2 separate regions of the Homo sapiens genome follow, and region 2 is linked to region 1. Evidence: chromatin loops called from intact Hi-C (ENCODE). Cell type or tissue: endothelial cell of umbilical vein. All regions are shown on one strand. Links, peaks and the distances in the headings refer to the core of each region. The heading gives the core; the rest is flanking DNA.

Region 1 (5,380 bases), core at 75-5,074:
AGACTCTGGACTTCCAAAATAAGTTGTTGATATAGATGGTGGCAGTGCAATCGTTGTCTAGGTGGAAAGACAGATTTGTGGTGCCTCCTGCTTTGCCATATTCTCAGAATCCCTTTCACTTCCTTCGATTTTTACTAAGCAGAACTAACTTCCTTAATTCCTCTGCCATGCCTGCAACTATTCCTTTTCTCCCTTCTTTACCACCCCCTCCTCCTTTCTCCCTGTCTCTAAATTTAGGTTCCCACTCAGAGTTCTCACTTTGACCTTCCGTTTTCTCTCAGTAGATGTCACTACTCTAATAAGATCAACTTTGATCTTTCTTTATCTAATTATTTGAACTGCTTGTGACTTGGTACTGTGTTTTCCTTTGACAAGTTTTGTTTCATTTATCCATGAGATCTTTTCATAGATAACACCTGCCTTTTCACTTTCAATGTATCCCTAATTCTACTCATCATCTTACTCAAAGGCTTACATTCTGTTAGACATACCATTATATTTTCTAGTCTTGCCAACTAAATCGTGTTCATTGATGATATATCTTGCTTTCTTTGTATATCTATCACCAAGGCTTACAGGATTATTTCAATCTCTTTATTTTCTTGCCCATCATCCTAGTTCATATCTTCTGGGTTACAACCTACTCATTGCCTTCATTCTATCTTTTTCACATTCCAACTGCATATCTGTAACCACTTAGTGGTTTAAAAAATATTATTTTCTTCCTTTGGCTTTTCCACATTAAATTTCTCCTCTTGGTTTATTTTTCAGAGTACTCTATGACCTACCTCATCCTATGTAGCACACTGTATCTCCCACTGTCCTTTTTATACAGTCCTTGCTCTTTTGAAGCTCATATCGTCATTGTCAGCTTCATATGCCAAGCCAATTTTTCTTGTGTCTTTCTCAATACCTGATGAACCCTCATATCCTCATTTTTAGAAGCCTAACTCTACTATTTTACTCATACGTGTCTGACAACTGGATCATCTTGATCTCTCTCTTCTCTGCATCCTCAGTCTTTTGATTGAGTCATGTGATGTGGTGGCATGAGCCCAGGGTTTAGGGCTAAGAAACCCTGCTCTGTTGCTTATCACTGCATTTCCCATCTTTACATGCAAAAATGAGGATATTAATAACAATTTTTAGAAGGTTATTTTGAGGACTAATTAAGATAATGTAGAGTATCCAACAACTGCTGGTTCAGAGTAAAGGCTACTATGAGTCAGTTAATAAATAGATTTATTAATGCTGTTTGATTTTTTCTGCCACTTAATATATACCCTTTTGTGGGGTAATGTAATCATTGCATGTACATTAATCTTGCCACCAAACTTTATTTTATAAGCCAGAATCATAAAATAACATGGGAGACTTGTAGAAATTATTTAAAATCACAAATCGTAGAGCACCAGATTTGACATGGTCCTAACCCCTCTGCCCTTTCTTGTGATGAGGAAACTGGAGCCTAAATTTCTTAAGTGAACTGTTCATGGTGACACAGTTACTAGGAGAGCTGGTCCTAACCACAACTAGAGATTTCTGGACTCCCAGGCCTCTGCTCTTTCCATTACCTTCTTGTTCATTTATTTTAGCAATTGCCTGAAGGCAGGATCACAACCCATATTTCTGTATCACCCATAACCTTTATTTTCATTTCATTTTATTTTTTTTGAGATGGAGTCTTGCTCTGTTGCCCAGGCTGGAGTGCAGTGGCGCAATCTCGGCTCACTGCAAGCTCCGCCTCCCGGGTTCACGCCATTCTCCTGCCTCAGCCTCCCAAGTAGCTGGGACTACAGGCGCCCACCACCACACCTGGCTAATTTTTTGTATTTTTAGTAGAGACGGGGTTTCACTGTGTTAGTCAGGATGGTCTTGATCTCCTGGCCTCGTGGTCCACCTACCTCGGCCTCCCAAAGTGCTGGGATTACAGGCATGAGCCACCACGCCCGGCCCATAACCTTTATTTTATTGCGAGAAGATAGAATAGCTACTTGATTGATATTTGTGGCTTGATTGATCTATTCTTTCTTCGACTGTGCAATAGGAATTCTCTGGGAAAGGACTATGAAGTCTGTATACTTATCACCCTTTTGATGCTTTTGGGGTTGTTGTAAGCATGCAAAGGGTTCATTGTGCACTGCTTCTGTATACTGACTCAGGGTGGTGGGGAGAGGAAATGGGAGAGGAAGTTATATACATCTTGAGCAAATCAAGCTTTTCTATTTTTAGTCCTTGCTACTGTTTGGAAAGTACAGCCTCTGTTCATGGCAGTCTGGCATGTGTTTCCTTAGTGCCATTTCGAAAGGGGGAAAAAATAAATATGGGAATTTTTTTTTTTTGTAGTGAAAATAGTTACTCAGTGAAATCACATAAGTTTCCCGTTTTTCTCTTGATGAAACCTCAAACCCACTAGGCACAGATTCCTCAACCTCAACTATGCATGTGAAAGGCTCATGCAGAACAGGAGACCAGAGTCAGCAAAACCTTGTATAGCAAGATAAGCTGTGGTGCCCCAGAGAAGCGCGGATGGGTGGCGGAGGTGGGGAAGGCAGGGAAGGGAATGGTGATGTTCTTTCATATTTAGTGGGGAACTTGGCCAACTACCAGATCGTTGCCCCCTGGAAAAGGCTGAAACCTGAACTAAGATAAAGAGACACATAGCTTTGCAGCTTTTTGCTTAAGCTGTTCCTTTTGCTTCAGTTTCTGTCCTTGGTAAAAGTTTCCCTGACTGCTTTATAGCTACTCCCCCAATTCAAATAAATAATTTTTCTTTAATAGTTGTGATGGCATTTGGGAGATTTTTCCAATCTAAGGCTATATCATTAGGACACGATAAAGAGCCTTTTATGCTAGTAAATAAAATGATTTGATCTGTATTTAGATGGATTGCTATAACATAGTGGTACTCAAGTGATCAGAAATGGTGATGACAGAGTGTCTTGGAGTCACCTTCAGGGGTCCATTGAGGCAGACAAGGACCTTAACCAAGGTGGTGGCCATGACCATGGAGAAGGGGAACAAGAATCAAAAGCAATTTGGAAAGAGGGGGCTTATGGGAAAGAGAAGAGTCCAGGATGCTTGGCAGGATTGTGACTTTCTTCAGGGAGAATACATATCCTTCCTGTCCTAGTATGTGGCAAATGGAAGAATCCTTTGGAAAAAAATGAGGACTTTGAAGCAGGTGTGATGTGAATGTTACTAGAGGAAATGTTGATACCAATGAGCAAATATTGCCCTTTGTTAATGAAAGGGACTATACAGTCTCCAGACATAAACAGCTCTGCCTAGACAAAATTGTAGCAGTAGGGTGAGAATAATGCATTGCTATAATTAATGCTAATTTGTGGATATTGCTGTATTGTTGTCATTGTTTTTTAATTGAATATGTATTAAGCTCCAACAGGGTGCTATGAATAATGCCAACTTATAGTTGATTTATGAGAACACTCAGAAGACTTTATTAACACCAGTAAATGGAAACTCGCACTCCTTCGAGGTGGTAAACGTCTTTGCCATTTCGACAGATGAGGAGAAGTGAAGTAGATTGTGTTTTCTCTGTTGGCACTGCGGGTGAGAACACAGAAACTGTCGAATGAGAGAAAAGTATTTTCCTTGTCCCCTGGAATTGGGTTAGAATACATTAGTAAAGAATTCTTTAATGTGTTCAGAGTTGTGGGATTTTAATTAAATTGTTCCAGTTATTGTTAGCACTTGGATTAGCAACTGGCAACCAAATTCTAGGCCAGCAGATTTCAAATTTAGCATGGACAAGAATTGGGGTGAGGCCGATGGGTTTGTTAAATGCCAATTATTAGGCCCTGCCTTCAAAGGTTTAGATTTGGTAAATCTAGGAGGGGGCTTAGGAAAATCTTATGTTCATGGATATCGAAGGTGCTTCTGTCCTCAAAGGTTGCTAGCTTCCTTTCAAAACTCCAGTATTTTCTTATTTTAGGACGTATCTTTGGCCACCAAAATCTAGCTTCACCTGAGACCAAGGGCTTTTTATTTAATAGCTGCAAATTCTCTTATAACACACCAAGTATAATCCTGTAATCCTCTTTTATACACAACATACCACCAGAAAACATGTGCAGAAGACTTACCGTATGCTTAGCATTCTAGTGGACACATGATTTCTACTACCTTATTTCACCTGGTCTCCAAAATATCCCTGTGGGGTTGGTATTATTGCTCCCTTATTTCATAAGAAGACACTAAAACTAAGAGTATACGACTTGGTCAAACATCACATCCAGTTTAATCCTTTCTATCTTAACCTGGTTAGGCATATATTTTACTTTAAGTTTGAACAACAGGTGGGATTCTTTTTGGCACTGACAGAGTTTGCAGTTGACAGTAGAGACTGTAAACTCGGCTTAAGTGGACCCGTCCCATAAAGAAAAACATTCACATTGGAACAAGGGAGAGGTGAAAAGGAAAGTTGGAAGTGAGTAATTCAACTTTTCATTTTTTTTTGTCCCCTTCCTTCCTTCCTTCCTTCCTTCCTTCCTTCCTTCCTTCCTTCCTTCCTTCCTTCCTTCCTCTCTCTCTCTCTTTTCTTTTTTTTTTTTTGAGTCTCACTCTGTCGCCCAGGCTGGAGTGCAATGGCATGATCTCGGCTCACTGCAAACTCCGCCTCCTGGGTTCAAGCGATTCTCCTGTTTCAGCTTCCCAAGTAGCTGGGATTACAGTTGTGTGCCACCATGCCTGGCTAATTTTTTTTTTGTTGTTTTTTTTTTTTTTTTTGCATCTTTAGTAGAGATGGGGTTTCACCATGTTGGCCAGGCTGGTCTCAAACTTCTGACCTTGTGATCCGCCTGCCTTGGCCTCCCAAAGTGCTGGGATTAGAGGCGTGAGCCACTGCACCGGGCCTGTCTCATTTCTTTAATACGAGGTACTAAACTGTCACTGAGTAAATAGTAGACATTTGATTATTATTTGACTCTGAATATTTTTTGAAAAAAGGAACATTTCATAAGAAAGCCTGAAATGAGACATGAGCAGAATTCTGGGGTATAGAAATGATTTTTAAGTTGAGACAAGAATAGTGAAGCTTGAGACGACATTATTCCTTGCCTCCTTTAGACTTTCTTCAGCCTCCACCTAGCAAAGTAAAAGTCTTGTCATAGCAGTCTGTTGCATTGTATTCCCTGGGTCTAAGGCAGAAATGTGTACGTGCTCCAATAACCCTTGTTTGTTGTGCTGTGGAATCACGTTCATTTCTGATTAAGGTGAAATCAGTAGCTTTCTGATACGGTCTCTCACTCACTTTTTATCAATGGCAACCTTTTTCCTAAAAATAGGAATTTCTGCTGGGAGTGTTTTAATATAAATTGTCTGTGCTCAGCCTGAAATATGTGTGATTCATACCATGTGT
Region 2 (5,380 bases), core at 225-5,224, 390 kb after region 1:
AGTAGTCTTTATTAATTTTGTTAGTTGCATTATGGGTTCATAGGCATTCATTTTATTATTATACATTATAATATGTGTTATATTTATATCATATATTTTATAATAGTTTACAGAGAAAGAAAGGGAAGAAATGTTCCCTTGCCCTTCCATTTTCCTCTCCAGCACAGTCAAGCGCTCAATATAATCTTTTATTTATGTATTTTTTTTTGAGACAAAGTCTTCCTCTGTCACCCAGGCAGCAGTGCAGTGGCGCTACCTCGGCTCACTGCAACCTCCGCCTCCCGCATTCAAGCGATTCTCCTGCCTCAGCCTCCCAAGTAGCTGAGATTGCAGGCACGTGCCACCACACCCTGCTGATTTTTGTGTTTTTAGCAGAGACAGGGTGTTACCATGTTGACCAGGCTGGTCTCGAACTCTTGATCTCAAGTGTTTCACCTGCCTAAGCCTCACAAAGTGTTAGGATTACCGGTGTGATTACCGGCCAGGTGCTCAATATATTCTTAATGACCAGTTTATCTGGGGACAAGCCTGCCTCAAGAGAGGGCTACAGAGAAGCCCAAATACTTCTCAACATTTTTAATACAAAATCCTAGAAGCAGCTCCTTTGATAAATGTAGATGAGGATAAATGGATAAATGGAAAACAAGGACTAGAGAGCAGAGCTCTGTGTGGGCCACATAATTTCAGGACACTGCCCCTGCCTCTTTACACACTTCTCTGCCTCCGGCATCTTTCATAAAAACTTTCTTTCATGAAATCTTTACTGCTTTTTTATTGTAAATAAGTATTCCCTCATTTGGGTTCCCATTACTATGCAAACTATCATTCCTTAGTTGCATACATGTCTGCATACCTATGCAATTGTCATGATTCCTCTGGCCAGAAAATTATCTTATTAACCTAAATGCTCCCAAAGTTTCTAGCATATCCTGGATAAGCTAGATATACTTATCCCAAATAAGTTATTATCCAATGGAATTAAATTGATTCTTCTTCAAGTTCACTCCAGATTCATGTCCAAAGCAAAGCATTCACCTCTTTCTGCCTTGCAAAGTCTGCTTAGGAAGTCAGTACATTCTCATGATTTCCCTAGGATGATGTAAAACTAATAGTGGTAGAGAATTCTGCATGAAGTGCCACAAGCAAGATTCCTAAATTCAGATCGGACAGCCTCCTTCACTCCTAATTCTCTAATAAAGGGGATGAGCACAGTAAACAGGAGGAAGAAAAGGAAGAAAAAAAGCAAAGACAAGGTAGTCATGTCAACAAAGTCTGCATGTCTGTTGGGTCACCCAGCGCCCAAATCTCAATTTTATCCTAGATCCCTCTTTCTCATTCCCACGCCCTATTCTTTCCTTCCCCTTAATATGGCTCTCTCCCTCACTTGGGCTTGGTCCATAACACCCTAGTCCAGGCTTCTGTTTCTCTAGGAAACCCTTCCAGAGTCCTCACTTATATCCCAGTCTCAGTTCTGTCCTTACCCCCTCATCACCATCTCTAAGCCATCCACCACTGCAGGCAGCCTGGCATTTCCAAGCCACAAATTGGACCCCACTGTCCCCCTGATCCCCTGATCCTATTTACTGTCTCTCCTTCACCCCTAAGACATGATCAAAATTCCTCAGCAAAACTTTGAAGTCTTCAGGTTATCTTATCTATTCCCACTTCTCCCCAACACACCTGCCATTAAAGTACATACCCTTCTCCAACAGATCTCACATCTCTGGGTAGACTGCTCCTTCCCCTTCCTTTCTGAGAATTATAAAAGAACTCTCGGCACATAATGCCTCCATCCTGAACCCCTGCTGGAAAAGACTTGACCAACCCTAGCATAGCTTCTGGCAACCCAAGGCTGCATCTCTGGGAAGACCTAGCCCATCTTTTAGTTGCTGTCTGAAAAACTTAGTAGTTGTAAAAAGAATTTACTGTATCTTCTAGCTGAGACTTGAGGAGAGGTCGCCGTCTCCCTCTTTCTTAGAGAATTTACTTTAAGGAGCTTGCAATTGTAAATCTTTCCTCTGTTACTTTGAGATGTATGTGTATGTGTCTCCTACAACCCAGGAGTGTCTTTCTCAAGGACCTGAAAGCAAAGCCATTCCTTTGAAAGGTAATCATCAGGAAGGATAGGGCCTTGGTCTCTAAATCTCCATGGGAGAATAGACTCCTAAAAAGCAGACACGGCTGGCTTCATCACATTTACACTGACCTGCCCTCCAACCCACTTTTTGTAACTGTTCACTTTCCTGACTGCTTGAGCTCACTCCCTGTCCCTACTCCTTCATTCTCCTTCTAAAACACCCAGTTACCTCCACACAATTGGGAACAGAGCTGAGCTTTTTTTCCCTACTGTCAGCGCTTACTGTGCAAGATTTATTTTCACCACTTTAACACGTCTGCCTTTGTTTATCTTTAACAATTCCGCACTCCAAGACCCAGCCCTCAGGTTACCGCCTCCAGGAAATCTCCTTTCTTTGGCCTCCAGGAAGGTGTTTGCCTCTCGTAAGTGTGCCTATGCAACTTGAAACACACATACACTAGGATAGTCATGTGAAACTAAAATTTCCTTTTCCTCTGGTCAAAATTCCATCTAGACTAAAGCCCTAAAGGTCGCAAATTGGGTTTTACTTATTCCCATATGCATGGTGCCAGGTATAGAACAGACCTTGAATAAATGCATATCAAGTGGAGACTTGAATGAATGAGGGAATGAGTGTCTGTGTGTGGGATTGTAAGGGTTAAGAGGCCTCTTTCTAGAGCTGTCCCTGTAAAAAATGGAGACCCAGAGGTGTGGTTGCAGAGCAGGAGCAAGGCAATTACCCTTCTCCAGGAGGAGATGAAGACAGACCAGTGTGGACTTGCCCTTCGTTGCCTCTGAGATGTTTTCCATTCCATTTCTACCCTTCCCAAATCTTTGTTAGTTTGTACGCAAGATCTTTTTCCTCCAGGGCTGTGAAGAACTATTTTCTGTTATTTATTGTAATGGGGTGGGGAGAAGTGAGGGGACTCAAATCTTTTCAAACACCAGACAAAATTTGCCAGCTGAAAGGGCTTCATCTTGGCCATAACCAGATGAAAATGTGTGATGTCAAGCCAACCTAAGCTATCCCATTGTTTTTAAGTGTGACTAAATACTGACTAATATTACTTCCTCTGGCACTTTTCATTTTTTTTTTTTTTTTGACTCAGTACAATGGAAATGTTCCAGGCTGTTGTTATAGTTTGCTGTCTGGACAGAATGACTTCCTGCACATCATAACCACTTATGATGGAGAAAAATAGAAGGGGTGAGAATCCCAAAATTCCCAAGAATACCCCTAAGTTTAGCAATGGCTTTTGGCTTGGATTTTTGTTGTTTTTGTTGTTATGTTTTGTTCACAAAAGCAATAAAGAATACTGAAATCCAAGTTGGAAGGGACCTTGCCAAAGTTGCTCATTGAGGAGCCAACATTTTTCCGGCCATCCTGAGACCTGCAGTGTCGCCACGACATTCCCTGCCAAGCAGTTCAGACTGGTAAATTCTCTCTTTCTTCAGGAGTTCTGTTCCTTCAAAAACAAGCTCTCACACCTTTGGACTATTAGCACTCTCTTCTGCCTCCCTGCAGACTCTTCTTTTTAGCTCTGCCTTTTGGGAAGCAAGTGGTGTTTGAGGAAAGGAAAGTGATTCAGAGCCGTGTTCCATGCAGACTAGATCACTGGAGACACGATTGGTAGTGACTTTTCTCACAGAGGAAATGAAGAAGTAAGCAGAGCCTAAGCTCTGGGAATGTCTTCAGAGAGTGGAAACAAAGGATACTGTTTAAACGTGCGTCTGGAAGGTCAGATAAGTCCCTTCTCTCACATGTATGGCAGATGATAGATAACCAAAATTGTCTGATCCAAGCATTTCAGACTGAATGAAGTTCCAGTATGTTCTCCACTCCTTCTAAAACCAATAAGCCCCTGCCCCATCCAACTCCTAGGTTCAGTCTCTATTAGCTACCACTTTAGGCTATATGTTGAACAGTCATCACCCTCAGCTTTCTGCCTCTCCCAATCAATCTGGTGGCAGCACAGATCAGCTGTCCCGTGCCACCTTCAGAGAAAGCCTGCTATCCCTCTCAAAAAGATTTTCCTCCCATTATTGTTAGAAGCTAGAGCATTCACAAGGAGGTGCAGTACCCCTCTGAAAATCAATTAAAGCCCCTTTCAACTGTGGGATACGCTTTTCCCGGGGTGTGAGTCATTTCCATAACTCTGAGTTTCCACCAGTTTTAGGGTCAAAGAAAAAGCCAGCCCCCACAGGGCCTTTCAGCTCCCTGGGAATTTTAAGAAAAAGGATTCATTCCATGGCAGAGATGATTGCCTTCTTTTTAACTGCAATTGGTGGCCCAGAAACCACAGCCATCAAATGCAGAAGCTTTGCTAAATCATCACTATTTCAGCTACTAATTAGATCTAATGTTCACAGCAGAGGAGTCTGTGCGAGCAATAAACCACTTCTTCAAGTGATGAAACTTCCAAGTAAACACACTTTGATTACCACAAGAAACATTCCCTTGCACAGGTTTTTTGAGCCAATGAATAGAACCCCCCAGACATGGCTCCATAAATGGAGTAGCAGTAGACTGGAACTCTGGATGAGCACAGACAACCCTGTCTCAATTAGTCAGTCCCCTGCTCTACCTTTTGGGTTCTGGCAAGATGCCTCCAAGGGCCATATATGTGACAAAGTAAATTTTAGTTAACAGCAAATTCGCTGGGTATACCATGAGACGACACTGCCTGAAGGCTTGGGCCATCCAGTGAGAAAATCATCTGCTACTTCTGGGGTGTAGGGTCGCAGGTCCCTTGGACCCAATGTAAGGGAGTAGGTTTAGAGAAAGGGACCGTAGTGGCAAGGAAACCTGAGGCACTGTGCTAAATACTTTTTTACATTAGTTATCGCATAGCAAAAATATTGGCATTGGCTCCAGAACATTCTCAGAAGTGCTCACTTGATGTGCCTTTAATAACCTGATTGATTCTTTTTACATTGTATCTATAGACCAAAACATCACATTGTACCCCATAAATATACACAATTATTGTCAATCAAAAATAAATTAATAAAAAATTATGCAAGATCTACATGTTCATTGAAGAAAAAATAGAAAATACAAACAAGCAAAAAGAAAGTCTTTCATAAACCTGTTGTCTAAAGTGGGGTTTTTCAACCTTGACACTAGGGATATTTTGGGCTGGATAATGCTTCATTGTGAGGACTATCCTTGCATTGAGGACATTGAGTGGTATCCCTGGCCCCTACCCACTAGATGTCATTAGCACAGCCTCCCCACATTTGTTAACAACCAAAAATGTCACCAAAAATTGCCACATGCCACCTAGGAGCAAGATCACTCTC

The links. Peaks named below come from ENCODE experiments on the same cell type or tissue, not always from the same donor. Only the 100,000 strongest peaks of a DNase experiment are listed, where the experiment ranks them.
Region 2: a loop joins it to region 1, with 2.8 times the contacts of the local background. A loop is called at or near these places in 1 of 110 quality-filtered maps.

Annotation. Positions count from the first base shown.
Region 1 is chr3:188,505,142-188,510,521 of GRCh38, forward strand. All of the region lies in intron 5 of LPP (LIM domain containing preferred translocation partner in lipoma), which reads left to right. Among named protein-coding and RNA genes, the nearest start is that of LPP-AS1, 61 kb to the right of the region's middle. In endothelial cell of umbilical vein, for the core only: no CTCF peak of the experiment used is centred there; a DNase peak (open chromatin) is centred at 2,280; H3K27ac peaks cover 901 bases.
Region 2 is chr3:188,897,667-188,903,046 of GRCh38, forward strand. No RefSeq gene overlaps it. Among named protein-coding and RNA genes, the nearest start is that of TPRG1-AS1, 47 kb to the right of the region's middle. RefSeq lists an enhancer at 2,605-3,804. In endothelial cell of umbilical vein, for the core only: no CTCF peak of the experiment used is centred there; DNase peaks (open chromatin) are centred at 3,165, 3,705 and 4,155; H3K27ac peaks cover 3,309 bases.